Linked DNA regions of Mus musculus: region 1 is linked to region 2. Evidence: chromatin loops called from intact Hi-C (ENCODE). Cell type or tissue: heart. All regions are shown on one strand. Links, peaks and the distances in the headings refer to the core of each region. The heading gives the core; the rest is flanking DNA.

The links. A loop is a pair of places that touch in the nucleus more often than their neighbours do. Peaks named below come from ENCODE experiments on the same cell type or tissue, not always from the same donor. Only the 100,000 strongest peaks of a DNase experiment are listed, where the experiment ranks them.
Region 1: it touches region 2 in a loop (1.8-fold over the local background); 5 of 42 quality-filtered maps call a loop at or near these places.

Annotation. Positions count from the first base shown.
Region 1 is chr15:99,456,417-99,463,726 of GRCm38, reverse strand. Nckap5l (NCK-associated protein 5-like) reads left to right here and starts at 5,979. Exons shown (of 13, transcript NM_001001884.1): 1 at 5,979-6,095. In heart, for the core only: a CTCF peak has its summit at 5,707; DNase peaks (open chromatin) are centred at 5,906, 6,476 and 7,116; H3K4me3 peaks cover 2,401 bases; H3K27ac peaks cover 2,198 bases.
Region 2 is chr15:99,316,268-99,324,264 of GRCm38, reverse strand. Fmnl3 (formin-like 3) reads left to right here. Exons shown (of 27, transcript NM_011711.2): 14 at 666-945; 15 at 1,385-1,453; 16 at 1,538-1,662; 17 at 1,868-2,070; 18 at 2,400-2,634; 19 at 2,763-2,831; 20 at 2,930-3,010; 21 at 3,100-3,229; 22 at 3,752-3,912; 23 at 4,179-4,280; 24 at 4,611-4,703; 25 at 5,011-5,134; 26 at 5,248-5,347; 27 at 5,893-7,053. The coding sequence ends at 5,339. Prpf40b (pre-mRNA processing factor 40B) reads right to left here. Exons shown (of 26, transcript NM_001370635.1): 25 at 7,885-7,997; 26 at 7,247-7,804. The coding sequence ends at 7,712. Among named protein-coding and RNA genes, the nearest start is that of Prpf40b, 25 kb to the right of the region's middle. In heart, for the core only: CTCF peaks have their summits at 3,454 and 5,021; DNase peaks (open chromatin) are centred at 3,894, 4,594 and 5,014; H3K27ac peaks cover 1,202 bases.

The sequences.
Region 1 (7,310 bases), core at 3,311-7,310, 140 kb before region 2:
TTACATGGGTGCTAGTGACCTTAACTGCAGCCCTCGTATGCATGGCAGTTTACTGACTGAACCATCTCCCCGGCCCGGCGTGCACGTACTTCTAAAAGATTAAATTTAAACAATTTTCTAAATTAAGCCATGCCTCCCCATAGCTGACTAAAACGGCTCTTGTGGATATCCAATTGCCTTGTACATCTACATCTGCCTAGTCTTTTCCCTAACCACACAGCCAAGATTCTCGAAAGATCTGAGCGCTTTCTGACTCCATTACTTACTGTGTACGTCTTTCTCAACCGTTCAGAATCTGGTTTTGCCAGTCTCCCGTGACGTGTGGCTAAAGTCAACAAGAACGATTGTCCTGACCCAGCTTCTGGCTCACTGGAAACTGGCTGGTCCTTGGACATCTGGCTCGGACTCTGGCGATGGCATTCCTCTGGAGCCCCCTGTCGAATGCTTGTACTCCACGGGGTTCTGTTCCAGCACCCCCTCTCCTCCTGCACGACTTCCTCCACCCTGGCTCAGTTACCCCCAGTTTTAATGACTCATAGATTCCATTAGTCCAAATCCTCTCTCGAACCTCAAAAGTATGTATCCAAAAGCCTACATTACTGTTTCCAATCTTTTTTTTTTTTAATTATTTTTTATGGGTATGAGTGTTTGAGCTGTGTACTACATGCCTGCCTGGTGCCTGCAGGGCCAGAAGAGGGAGTCGGATCCCCTGAAACTGGAGTCACAGGTAGTAGTGAGCGCCCGTCAAACCTGAATCCTCGAGAAAAGCATATATTCATTGTCCACAACGCTGGGTAACATAAAGCCAGTTCATCCTTCCACACCATCCCTTCCCCATCCCTGCCAGCCTCCTCTCCCCCAGCCTCTCTCCCGCTTTCATCACATGCATCTTAGCATCCTAACCTTTCCACGTCTTGGAACGCAGAGGAAATGGTGGGATTCTCTAGGCTGGATGATGCACTACAGTATATATAGACAGGATTGTCCTAAGGATTGAGGTTAACATGCAGTGTATCTGTAGCCTCTCCTGAGGAACAGCAGCAACTGGGAAGGGAGCACTAGGAAGGGAGCACTGGGAAGGGAGCACTAAGAAGGGAGCACTGGGAAGGGAGCACTAGGAAGGGGGAACTGCAAAGGAAGCACTCAATGTGGATAGGCAATTTCCAGTAGGGTACCTTCTGGCCATTTCTGTTTGTTTGTTTGTTTGTTTTCAAGATAGGGTTTCTCTGTGTAGCCCTGGGTGTCCTGGAACTCACTTTGTAGACCAGGCTGGCCTTGAACTCAGAAATCCGCCTGCCTCTGCCTCCCAAGTGCTGGGATTTAAAGGTGTGCGCCACCATGCCCAGCTGGGCTTTTTTTTTTTTTAAAAAAAAAAAAAAGATTCATTTACTTATTTTACATATGTGAGTACCTGTAGCTGTCTTCAGACACACCAGAAGAGGGCATCGGATCCCATTACAGATGGTTGAGAGCCACCATGTGGTTGCTGGGAACTGAACCTAGGACCTCTGGAAGAGCAGTCAGTGCTCCTAATCATGGAGCCATCTCTCCAGCCCCACTTCTGGGCATTTCAGTGCCAACCTGTTTGGAAGCAAGCAGGCCATCTAAACCTCTTCTTCCCCAGCATCTTTTATGTCAGTGAGCAGCCCTCCTGGCTGCAAAGTCTGCCATTTAAAGGTCTTGGCCTCCTCTCTGCGTCCCTCCCCTTCTAACCCCAAGGTCCATTGCTTCTACAGCTATGTATGCCATTTTCTTTGTTTGGTGTTTGGTTCTTGGTTTATGGCGACATGGTATCTCTATTATGTAGCTCTGGCTGACCTGAAACTCAGAATGTAGACCAGGCTGGTCTCGAACTCCCAGAGATCCTTCCCAAGAGGTGAGATAAAGGCATGCAGCACATACCCAGCCTGCCATATTTTCTGTGTCTCTAATACCCATCACTCCTCTCACAGTCCTGCCCCAGACCACTCACTTTCCCTCCTTTTCCCCAATTATTATAAATCTTTCTGCCTGGTGGCCCTGACTTCAGTCTGTCCAGACTGTGACAACAGCGATCTTTCCAAAATACAGCTCTGAAGCCAAGTGTACTGGCGCACACCTTTGATCCAAGCGCTGGGAGGCAGGCAGATCTCTCCGAGTTCAAGGACAGCCTCAACCCATAGGTCATGACCCCTTTGGGGGTTAAATGTCCCTTTCACAGGGGTCACATATCAAATATTCTGTATAGCAGATATTTACATTACAATCCATAACAGTAGCAAAATTACAGCTACAAAGTAGCAATGAAAATAATTTTATGTTCCTCACCGGAGCATGAGGAACTGTACTAAAGGGATCGCAGCATCAGGAAGGCTTTGAACCCCTGTCATAGGGAACTCCAGGCCAGCCAGGGCTACACAATGAGACCCAGTCTCAAAAACAAAACACAAAATATTAGCCTGATTATGCATCCTACCAGCTCTACCCCAACCCTCACCTAAAACCACACAAGAGTCTGCTTTGCTCTTAGGATACTTCTCACATTGGTACGTCTGCAAGTCATCCCTACTACTTAGCCTGGTACCATATGCTCAATGCCTGGCATAGAAAAAAACGTGCAGTAAAAATTTGGGGGACTAAGCCCAGGACCTCATACATACTAGGCAAGTACTCTCCCACTGAGCAATATCCCCATCTCTTTATTTACTTTTTATTTTGAGATAGGGTCTCATTTAATTACCTAAACTGACATTTGAACTCACTCTGTAACTCAGGCAGGCCTTGAATTTGTGATCTTCCTGAGTAGCAGGGTCCTTAAGCCTGGACCATTAGGTCCAACAAGAAGAAGGGGGAGGAGGAGGAGGAGGAGGAGGAGGAGGAGGAGGAGAAGGAGGAGAAGAAGAAGAAGAAGAAGAAGAAGAAGAAGAAGAAAAGGAGGAGGAGGAGGAGGAGGAGGAGGAGGAGAAAAGAAAAAAATAATTAAAAGATGTGAGCAGATCCATCATATCTTACCAGTGAGAGATTTCAAAGTACATTGGCAATGCTTATTCCTGTTGAGAAAATTAACTGAGCACTAGCCAGCACCTTTCTCCTTCTTAGTAGGAGTAGTAATATCTAGACTGTGTCCTGAAGTTGACCCAACCTAAAAAAAATAGGCAGGTTAGGGTATTCTGAGAAGCTAGTTGACAACCCAACTATCTCTTAATTCCAGGAGTTCTAAACTTGGCCATCTTCTCAGCCAGCACGGCAGCAAAGTGATTCAACGCCAACCTCTGAAGAGGGAAGACACCCAGCGCTAAATGGTCAACCACACAGCATTAAAGCAGAGAATGTGGGAAGGCAGCTGAGTACCCTGATGCCATTGCAGAGGACCAGGGTTAAGTCTCAGCACTCACAAGGTGGCTCACAATCACCCATTATTCAGTTCCGGGAGATCTGAATTCAAATGCCACTGTGAGTAGTGAGGGCGTGGCTTTCTAGGGTCATCATCACTATATACGCAGTTATGCCACACCATCACACGGGTGTGTAAACAGCAGTCTACAGCCCCAGCCCCCAAGAAGTCTTAGCTCATCTTATTACAAACAAGGGAAGGATGTCATTAGTGATGCAGACTAAGAATGGAGAATAATCAATCTTGGGGCTTCAGACTTTTAATAAATTGATTAGTAAAACCGAGTCAAAACGTAGCAAGCCTCACCCAAGAAAATAACCGTGGAGCGCTGCTACAGCTTCACAGCTGAAGCCTGAAGCCTATCAAAATAGCAAGTGCTCCAGGGCCAGCCAGGAGGGCAAGGCCATGGACAAATGCTCTGTCTGTGCCTACTAAATAAGGGTGAGCACATGAAAGAGACAAAACAAAACATAAAACAAACACTCTAAGCCGGGCAATGGCGCGCACCTTCAATCCCAGCACTCAGGAGAGAGGCAAAGGCAGGTAGATCTCTGAGTTCGAGGCCAGCATGGTCTAGAGAGAATTCCAGTACACTCAGTCTCGATCAACCAACCAACCAAACAAACAAACAAAACAAAACAAAACAAAAACCCAACCAATCTAGATGTCATTTGCTTCCAAAAATTCAGTCACCTGCAAAACATTTAAAATAGTTAGAAATACCTGACGGACTTAAGATTTCCATCCCAAGACGCAAGAACCGCAGATACATCATTTGTGTTGGGCTTCAAAACCCTTTGAGGGGAGATTGTGTCTAATTATTGTTATCCCCCCGGGGTCAGCACATTAATCCCTATTCCGTAAATACGGGATGACTGGCCAAGGATTAATCAGTCCTGTAGTGTCCAAAGGCACCCTCAAAGAACATCAAGAAACAAGATGAAGAGGGAGTGGAAGGCTGTGGATTTGGCTCGGCACCAGAGTGCATGCTTGGTGTGTGCATGCATGCTCTAGGCCTGGTGGCACACCTGCGGTCCTGACACCCAGTACATGACACCTGTGTCCTGACACTGGGGGGCAGAGCGTTGGAAGTCTGCCTGAATTGCACAGCGAGACCGGAGGTGGTGGTGGTGGTGGTGGTTGTTGTTGTTGTTGTTGTTGTTGTTGTTGTTGTTGTTGTTCTTCTTCTTCTTCTTCTTCTTCTGTTGTTGTTGTTTAATCCAAAATGACTCCCTTATATAAATGCTCATTCTGTTTTCCAGATAAAACCTCTTGCATTGCCCCCCCCCCCCTACAAAAGAGGATTTGCTTGCTATCCCACTCTGGTAATTAGCTTCTTGCCAATCACTTGTCTTTATTCCTGCCTGGGTCCTACTCAAGTTCTCCATCTTTAGACTCCCACTCTAAAATGCCTTCTTCAGAGAGGACCCCTTAAATGCATCCCAGCCAACCTGACCACCCTACATTCTTGTAGGGCACCCGTTCTTTTACTGGACTAATTTTGCTTTAAGTCTCATTTGTACACCTAAGAGAGAAGCAATATTAATAAAATATACAAAGTGTCCAAAGATACCTCTGAATTCCCCTGTGTGCGCATCCAGGCCAGTTAATACAGTGCATATAGCTGAGGATTATAAGGTATCCACCGAAGGGCAAGGAAGTGTTTAAGGACCAAAATGGAGACAGAAGCTATAGGATCATGACAAGTTCAAGGTCAGCCAGGCCTATATCATGAGTTCCTGGCTAGCCAGAGTTAGAGATCCTGTCTCAACCAATCAGTAACAACAAACAGACCAAGGACAACCGTACTGAGCTCTTAAGTTGCAAAGGCCTGCAAGAGTTAGCTTGTTTCCTCCCGGTTAGTGAAGTGACTGGACTGTACTTTCTTCTTCCCTGACAGAAAGTAGCTAAAAACCAACCACAGTCTCTTTTTTCTGCACTACAGATCTACCTGCCTCTGCCTCACAAGTGCGAGGATTTCTCATGAGCAACCACGCCTGGGTCTGCCTTGCTTCTTAAACCAGCACTGCTTTCTACACATGTGCCTGTTCCTCGCTTCCAGTTTCCAGATTTCTGGGAGGTCCCCGACCTAGAGATGGAAAAGAGAGGCGGGTGCATTTCAGGCCAAGGAGACACTCAAGCCTCTTCCTGTAGATTTGCACCTAACACGTATGCAGCAAATTACAAACACGCTCTCAACCACATACACGTGCACGCCCAGACCCACGGAAGCAGACGCGCATGCCCGTGGGCCCGCGCAAACCTACTTAGTTTTCTCTGTTCTAAATGCCCCGGCTCCAGTCCCACTCGGCCGGGCCTGGCATCCCGATCCCCAGCACCAGGAGCACCGGGAGCACCGCGAAGGCTTTGCAGGTCAGCTCCGGCCTGAGGAAGAGTGTTTCTCCGCAGGGGGGAGGGGAGGGGAGGCCCTGCCCACTCGGGCGGAAGCGGCGCGCGCCGGCCGGGCAGACTTAGCTCTCGTCCTGGGAACATCTGGATAGAGCTGGGAGGGGCAGGCACCCAGGCTGAGCGTGGATTGGCTGAGCGGGAGGAGGGAGGCGGGGTCTGGGCGAGGGGCGGGGCTCATTGGCCCCTTTAAAGCCTTGACATCAAGAGGTGGCTCCGGTACCCCCCTTTTCCTGCACCCCCCTCGCCCTCCCGCCCCCGAGATGCGGCCATGGACCCTGTGGACCAAGCCAGTCGAGCTCAGCACCTGATTTCGGTAAGTTCAGGCCTGTTTGGCATTTAACGGGCTGAGAGGTGGGGGGCCGCACGCCCCGGGTGGGGGCCGCGGAGTGTGGAGTGAAAGGCTCTCGTGGCAGCTTTGGCTGGAAGGGGCAGCGAGCGAGGCTTCCGGCCCACACCTCGACGCCTGCCGGTCCCTCGCGCTGCACTCTCCCAGGAGGGGTCCTGTTGTGACTTTGTCCACCCCCCCACCCCACCCCCTCCCGCCCCCTGCGCCATCCTCGCGCACACTCGGTGGCCCCGGAAGGGAAACTTTCGGGAGTGGGGGGATGTTCCGGTGGCGGGTGTCCCTCCCTCTTTGAAAGCACTGACCTTGCCCCCACTGCGCATCCCACCCTCCCCGTATCCCACGGTCCCGGTAGCGTTTAGCGGTGCTGGGTTGCGGAGGGAGGGGGCTCTCCCCAAAGCGCAGGCGCAGACTGCAGCCCGGGGCACCCCTTCGCACTCCTTCCAGTCCCTGTGGCCCGGGGCTGTAGGGCGTGGGGGAGGCGGGGAAAGGCGGAGTGACCGGGTCTTGGGAACCACCCTGCTGAGGCTCTGAGGGGCTGTGGGAAGAAGGGAACCCGACAACCTGCATGCTGAATAGAGGCTGAGCGAAGGAGATGGGTTGGGCTGGAGTAAGGGACAGGGCAGCCCCGACTGAAAAGGTTTCTGGGTTTGGGCTGGGGTGCTGAAAAGAATGCAGAGAATTTATTTGTGCCTGACATTCCCTTGGTTTAGCAGGCCCAGGAGAGCGGCAGTTGGGACCCCAACTCCCTCTTTTTATATCCTGGGCGGAAGGCCCCTCTTGTCTCTCTAGCCTTGGCGCTGTCCCAAGGGCACAGAAGGCCTTCATCTCCTAAGCCTGGTTTTCCAGAGGGCTCACATGAACCCACCCAGCCTGCCCAACAGCTGCTTTTTAAAGACCGCCTTCCTCAGGAGCTGGAGGTTTTAGGCTTGAAGGCTTCCTTAGGTTTGGAGGCAATCTTTGATTTCCCTCTCCGCCAACTCTCCCGTTCTCCAGTGGGCCCTCCTGCTTAAACACAATTGTCAGCCAGAGGAAGTGGTTGGAGACAGAGGCCGGCAATCAGGACTGGTTTGAGGAACCATGGGGAAGGAGTCTCTCACTATTGTGTGCTCAGGCCTCTGAGGGGAAGTGAGCATTGTACAATTGCTTTGTTGTAGACCCTCTTCAATCTTACAGGACCCCCCC
Region 2 (7,997 bases), core at 1,670-5,669:
CTGGCTTGTTCTTCAAATGCTTCTCCGCTCTTTACTGAGCATGGTTAGAGTAGCCCGACTGCTTATTACTGTCTACAGGGGTCCTGGAGGGCAGTGCTTCTCCTATTTCAGTCTCTTGAGTTTTTTCTCCTAACTTTATAGCTTAGTTATAAAGCCACAACCTCTTTGTCTTGGAAGAATATGGTTATGTGGCTACTGAGCGCGGCTCAGTGGATATCTGCTTATCCCTTCCTAGTACTGGAGAGGGAGCCAGGAAGGATAGAGCGATCACAAAGGCTTCTCCGTGAACCTCCCATCTGAGCTGGTATCCACAGCCAATGAAATAAAAGCAGTAATGAAGACGTAAGGTCTGTGGAGAGAGCAGCAGTGCCCATCTAGCAGGGGACCAATGGGAGTTTCAAAGGGGCATCCTTTTCCTTCAGCCTTGAGGGCCCTATGCAGTGAGAACAGACTTGAGCAGAGAAAGATGACCTATTACCAGTGGAAGCAAGCTTTCTTTTCTGCTCTGCCACACTCCAGCTTTGCTGTTCCTGGATTTCTTCTATTTTGAGCACACTGAGATGACCCTTCTTGGGAATCTGTTGGGTAGGAATTCTGACTCCCAGGGGAACTGACTATAGAGCCTTCAGCCCATTCTTCCCTCAATGTTGCTGTCTGCCTGATAGGAGACATATGAGAACACAAGCAACCAGGTGCATACTCTTCGGAGGCTCATTAAGGAAAAGGAGGAGGCCTTCCAGCGCCGATGCCACCTGGAGCCAAGTGCCCGGGGCCTGGAATCCATGGGCGGCGAGGCCCTAGCCAGGGTAGGCCCTACAGAGTTGACTGAAGGCATCCCACCCTCTGACTTGGACCTGCTGGCTCCAGCCCCACCTACTGAGGAGACTCTTCCTCTGCCTCCTCCACCAGCTCCCCCTTTGCCTCCGCCCCCTCCTCCACTACCAGGTAACTGGGACTTCCAAGCCGGGAGGGGCAGGTTTTTTGTGAGGCCAGTACTGTAGTCAGAAATGTCTTTCTTAGGAAACAGCTGGGAAATAGCATCATTTGAGGGCCAGGAGGATATCAAGTCAGGATGAGAGAGAGGGCTAAGGGAGGACCAGTGTTTGTGGGAAATAGGAATGCTGGGAGCAGATTCTGCTTCAAGGATCTCTGAGGTGCTGCTCTCAATTATTCCTCTGAAGGCCGCCAAACTGAAGGTTAAACTGACAAGAGAAACTCCGTCAGGGACTAGTGCTGGCTCTCCCCTTCAGTATACTTCTAGGATCAACTTGACCAGAGCTTCCATAGCACTCTTCTCTGGGTCTCAAAGGAGAGGGAGGCAGGCAGAGTTTGGGTAGCCTAGAGTCTTAGGACTGTGGGTCACGATGGCATTTATTCTTCCCAGACAAGTGTCCCCCTGCCCCACCTCTCCCTGGTGCTGCTCCTTCTGTGGTGTTGACAGTGGGCCTGTCAGGTGAGTGTCCTCAGGGCTCTGGGCAGTGCTATTGGAGTTTTTCCTCAGCTCTTATCTCACATCTGTCCTCCTTCGAAAACCTAGCCATTCGCATCAAGAAACCTATCAAGACCAAGTTCCGGTTGCCAGTCTTCAACTGGACAGCACTAAAACCCAATCAGATCAATGGCACTGTCTTCAGTGAACTTGATGATGAGAAGATTTTGGAGGTGACAGGGGTTTGGGGTCCAGAAGGGTGGGGCTAGTGTGAGGCCTGGAGACTGGGATGACTTTAGAGCCAGATCTTCTGGTCTTGGAAAAGCTTTCAGGCAGAGCAAGACTGACCCCATTATCTAGTCACGACTGCAGGACACATGGTCAGTGGGTATTGTCACTGTTTGAGCTTTTAACATTGTGCCTTCTTATTTCTGCCAGGACTTAGACCTGGACAGGTTTGAAGAGTTATTTAAGACAAAAGCCCAGGGCCCTGCTCTTGATCTCATCTGCTCCAAGAATAAGACAGCACAAAAGGCTGCCAGCAAGGTGACCCTTTTGGAAGCCAATCGTGCCAAGAACCTGGCTATCACCCTTCGCAAGGCTGGGCGCTCAGCTGAGGAGATCTGCAGGGCCATCCACACGTGAGGCTCCCACCAACTTGTGCCTGGTCCCCAGATAGCTGTTGTCCCAGTTATCCCCACAGCACCTGGGTTTCCCTGGATTCCAGGGTTCCTGACAGGACTTGCTCACTTTTCTCAGTTACCCACTAACCAGAGCAGAGCATACTGACTCCAGGCTGGGTCTCAGGCTCAGTGAGAGAAGCTGCATGTTCTGCCCAGTAGGAAGAGTTTATCGGGCGGGAACAGCATCAGCAGCTGTGTCCTGTGTATTGCTCTCTAGTCCTTCTAAGGAGAAGGGAAGATGTGGACAGATGTCACACCTGAAGTGCTGTGTTGTTCATCCTACACAGGTTTGACTTACAGACACTACCTGTAGACTTCGTGGAATGCCTGATGCGCTTCCTGCCTACAGAGGCAGAGGTGAAACTGTTGCGGCAGTATGAGCGTGAACGACAGCCACTAGAGGAGCTGGCAGCTGAGGACCGCTTCATGTTGCTCTTCAGCAAGGTGGAACGGCTGACCCAGCGAATGGCTGGCATGGCCTTTCTTGGCAACTTCCAGGACAATCTGCAGATGCTCACACCGGTACAGCCTCTTCCCTAATTACTATGCACTGCTGTGACCAGTCATGTCCACTGTCCTTCCTTCTGGCCTATGCCTTGGCTTTATCCTCCTCCCAACCTGGGTATCATAGTGTTCATCTTGTCTTTCAGCAACTGAATGCCATCATTGCAGCCTCTGCCTCCGTCAAGTCCTCACAGAAACTGAAGCAGATGCTGGAGGTTGGGAAAGGGAGTGCCTGGTGCTGGTGGGTCTCAAGTCCTAGGGCAGGGGGGTCCTGGGGCTGTTGTGAGCTGCCTGCCTTGCATCTTACCAACAGATCATCCTTGCATTGGGGAACTACATGAACAGCAGCAAGCGAGGTGCTGTCTACGGCTTCAAGCTCCAGAGCCTGGACCTGGTAAGATGGCAGGGACAGCATGTGCAGGACATACAGACCCTAGTGCCCAAGCCAGGGCGCTCAGTGCTGCCACCACCTCTCCCTTTCAGCTGCTGGACACCAAGTCCACGGACCGAAAGATGACCCTGCTGCACTTCATTGCCTTGACGGTGAAGGAGAAATACCCGGAACTGGCTAACTTCTGGCAGGAGCTGCACTTTGTGGAGAAGGCTGCAGCAGGTGAGGGTGCCCTCTTCAAGACGATCCCAGGAAGCTGAACAGGAGGAACACCCGGTCCATTTCTGGCTTTTGCTATCTTCTTTCTCACTACTAAATCTATGAGCAGGGGCAACCCCAAAGAGAGTGAGCCTTCCATGTGCTCAAGTAGGATCAGGTTTCCCTTAGCCTGGCCCAGAGAGTGTAGTTCTCTAATCATGTCTGTGATGTGATTAGAAAACCTGTAAAGCCCCCTACAGACAGATACACAGTACTACTGTTTCTGTCCTGCCCGGGTGGTGGGGGGGGTGGGGGGACGGGGACAGGACGGGGGACGGGGACTAGCTGTCTCTGGTTTTCCTTCCTTTGCTACCTTGTTCTTTGGGCCCATGAACTCTCTCCATTCCCTCCTACTGCCCGAGAGAGCCCAGCCTGCTTGACACAGACTTCTCTACATGTACATCCCTGAAGTCTATGCCAAGGGGACATGGTGGGACAAATGTGCTGTAGGCCTGGGTAAGCCTCAGCCAGGCTCTTGGTAAACAGTGTCCCTGGAGAACGTGCTGCTAGACGTGAAAGAGCTGGGCCGGGGAATGGAGCTGATTCGGCGGGAATGCAGCATTCATGACAACAGCGTCCTTCGAAACTTCCTTAGTACCAATGAAGGCAAACTGGACAAGCTCCAGCGTGATGCCAAGACTGCCGAGGTGAGTGAGGAACTGGGGTGGGGGGGAAACAAACATCTAAAGCCAGCACAGTGGCCACTTGAGGTAGGCATCCAACTCTTGGCCAGCAGTGTGGGCAGGTGAGGGGGTAGTAACAAGGGACTTTAAAGATAGCAGATATCCATGTCTGAAGCTATGACTTAGGAGGGGCTTGGGTAACTGGCTTTCCTCTCCTGGCAGCAGGCTTTGCTTTCTGTGGGCCTCCTCCCCACTGGGATGACCCCTCTGTCTGCCCTTTACTTACTCAGGAGGCCTACAATGCAGTTGTGCGCTACTTTGGTGAGAGTCCCAAGACCACACCTCCTTCTGTGTTTTTCCCAGTATTTGTCCGATTCATTCGTTCTTACAAGGTAAGTTGAAGAAACGTTTCAGGAGTTATGCTGGTAGAAGATGATTAGTCAAGAGCGAGCCTGGGCTTCAAGTCTGAGACTTTTCCAGTTCCTAAGGTCTAGGGAAGGAACCATGGAAGCTGGCGACAGGCCTCTAAACTGTGGACTGGTGGGCAGGGTGGGGGCCCAGGCCCTTCCTTTCATTGTTCAGAGCAGGAAGTACCCCTCCAGAGAGTGGCCACCTGGGGTTAGCTGGTCCCACTGCCACCCACCCTTCATGCTTAGTGTCAGGCCCTCCCTTCCAGCCTGTGAAAACCTCAAGCTCCTTCCCCTCTCTTGGTCCTATCTAAGGAAGCAGAACAAGAGAATGAAGCTCGCAAGAAACAAGAGGAGGTAATGCGGGAGAAGCAGCTGGCTCAGGAAGCCAAGAAGCTGGATGCCAAGGTGGGTGGGACCAAGAGCTGGTCTGGAAGACAGGACAGAGAATTGAGGATTCAGGGAGCAGGGAGCAAGGAGCAAGGAAGGACATGGAGAACCAAGACACACACACACACACACACACACTCTCTGTGTCTGTCTCCCTCCCTCCCTTGGAGTGGCTGACAGCGTGAGTCTAGAGGGAGGGGTAGACACCGATGGACAGGACACAGGGTTACTCTCAGCAGGGTCATCTTCAGCCTACATCTTGGGACAGGAACCAGTTGCTTTTGGGTTAGTGATGACTTCCTTCCCCTTGTAATATCTGGCTTAGACTCCATCCCAGCGGAACAAATGGCAACAGCAGGAGCTAATTGCAGAGCTGAGGCGGCGCCAAGCTAAGGAACACCGGCCTGTTTACGAGGGGAAGGATGGTACCATTGAGGACATCATCACAGGTGGGACGTTTGTCCACTGGGCCCAATTCCCAGAGCCTGACCTAATTCCCTTTGGTCCTGCTTCCTAGTCTGTTTTCCCATAAGACCTGATCACTGTCTCTCCTGGGCCGTAGTGTTGAAGAGTGTCCCTTTCACGGCACGTACTGCCAAGCGGGGCTCACGTTTCTTCTGTGATGCAGCCCACCATGACGAGTCAAACTGTTAGCCTGACAGGTACTGGGCACTCTAGCTGCCCTCTCTGCATGCCTTGGAGTCATCTTCTGGTAGCATCCTCCCAGTGATGGAGACACAGACTTTGCATGCTGCATGCTCTGAGAAACACAGCTTATCCCTGCATGGGTCCTCCCACTAATACTGTCCTAGCTACTAAGATCCAAGGGTTAAGGTGTCTCTGGGCCAGGGTTAGGAGCTAGGCCAGAGCAGGCAAGACCTAATGCTTTGGATGACTGAGGCTCCAGTCATAGACCCAAAGTATCTTGCTTGGGTCCTGGTCTCCCCTAAGAGTTCTAGTAGCTCCTACTCAGGGATAGATGTCCCTAACCTCTGCTTCTTGACATCTAGTTTGGCTTAATATTTTCCTGGGTGGCCTTTAGTTTCCTATGCTACCCTCTGAGAATCGTTCCAGCAGTTTTTCTAGCTGGCTCTCAAGCCTTCCTCTAAGAGCTTCCCTGACCTTTTCATGGCTGACTTCTTCCTCAGGTGCTGTCTTGCTCGGTGTCCCTGCCTAGTCACTGTTCATGCGCTTGTTTTCCCCACAGGCTTTAACCACCAACGCATGGTCGTTCACAGTCAAGTCAGGAGTGCTGTACCACCCAGTGGCCCTCCTCGAGCTCCAGGTCCCCACTGAGATCCTCCTGGAGGCAGAAGTACCTTAATTCTCAGAGTCCTGCAGATCTGGACAGTGGGCCCAGGGCCCAGCAGAAGGCTGTGTTGTTCAAGCTCCTGCTGCTCCAGCTGAGGCTGGCTCGTCCCTGTGCCACTGTGGGCACTAGGTCTATAGGGGTCTGACATTTCCCTAGTGCCCCCCATAGTGCACTTTGCCCCAAGTCTTCAACTTCATTTCCTGAAGGGTCAGTTCAGGGCTGGGAAAAACCACTTCCGGCTTCAGCACACGAGGGTACACAGCCCCCCTCTTCCCAGGGTCTAGTGGGATCCTAGAGGAGGAAGTACATCCAAGAAGAAATACGGGTCCCCCCACCCCGCCTTTGCAATCCCACAGTCAGCTCTGGTTTAGAGAGTATCCACACTAATGGATCCCTGGACTCTGCCAATATTGGATAATCTTTGCCTGGGCCCACTCTGCTGAGCCCTAGTAAAAAGGGACAGAGGAGCAATGGCAGGCCCACTGGCTGCCTGCGTCTTCAGGGTTCTTTTGTTGCTGTTCTGCTCTCCTAGACCCATGTCCCACCCACCTTGGCACCCATCTTCTTGGCTTCCTGAGCCAGCTGCTGTCCTGCATTGCCTCCTGCTCCACTTCCTTAAAACCAAAGGATTGTGGAGGAAGACCTGTGGCTTTCAAAAGTGGAAAAAGAAGGGCTAACACTTAACATGCAGAGTGGGTGGCAGTGGGAGCAGCTGACCCCTGGCGGTCTCCCTCTGGATGGGCACTTCCTGCTCCAAACAATGCAAGGAAGGGCTTGGACCCCACCCTGCCTGCTGTCTTCCCACTGATTGAAGAGCAGAGGCACTGTCTGTCCCAGCTCCAAGACTGCTAGAGGAAGGATGTGCCGCAATCTCACCTTTCCTCAGCTAGGTGGACTCTGGCCCAGGAACAGGCAACAGAGGATCTTCACAGACTATTTGCTCAATTCCCTACTGGGCTCTGACCCTGGAAGGGAATGCAGGGGCACTTTGTTTTGTATATGTATCTTTTCCTTTCTTGTACATAAATCCCAGACCTCTCAACAAAGTCTTGCACCAAGCTGTCTTCTCTTTGTCAGAGTGGCCATGAGGATATGAGTTTGGGTGGGAAGTGTTTTCCTCCATTTCAGGAGTGATGAGCCTAGATGGCAGGGGAAGCCTGGCTGGGCTTTAAACACAGGGAGGAAGCTGTCAGAACTGGAGTGCCCTCTGCTGGTCCCCAGTGGATAGTACATGAAGAGGACAAAGGAGTTGTAGATCATGTTATAAATATTATTTAAAAAACAAAACAGAACACATACATCGGGTCCCAGGGGAGAGGAAGTAGTGGTGGAGCCCCAGGGCCAGGTCAGGCAAGAGCAGGCACTGATGCTAGAGGGTGAGGACCCTGCCCTCGGCCACCCAGGCTGTGTCCAAGCAGCCTGTCTCTTTCCTGGAGACCCCTTCTCACACTATCTACTGGCATCACCCACCCCGTGGTATAGACTGCCCATCTCTGGTCTGGGGCTGAGGGCAAGGACTGCACTAGTCTGAGAACTAGGGGACCCTTGAACACCAAAAGCAACCTTGAGAGGTGCTAACAGTAGTGTGTTGGGGGTGGGTTACTTTAGGAAAAGTGGACACAGACCAGACAAGACGAAGGAGTCTGAGGCAGATGCTGAGGCGACCCTGGAGCCACTGCCTCACGAAGTCCAAGGCAGAAAGTAGCTCGTGGGGTCATTGGTGGTCGTCCAGCTGCTGTAGGAGTGTCCGCCTTCGCCTCTCCAGCTCCCCCTCACTCAGCTCGCTTTCTGACGTGTCCCAGCCTGTCTGTTGAGCAAAGGTGTGACTTACCTGAGCCCCCTAGTCTGTGTCACAGGCTGGGGCGAAAGCCAGGTCCTCCCATTCACCTTCTCCTTCTTGATTCCGAAGCCTGGGGAACGGTTAGGGAGCTCTGCCTGCCGGGGTTCCCTGTCCTGTTCCTGTTCTCTGTCTTCACTCTCCTTACCAGCTTTGTCTTCGG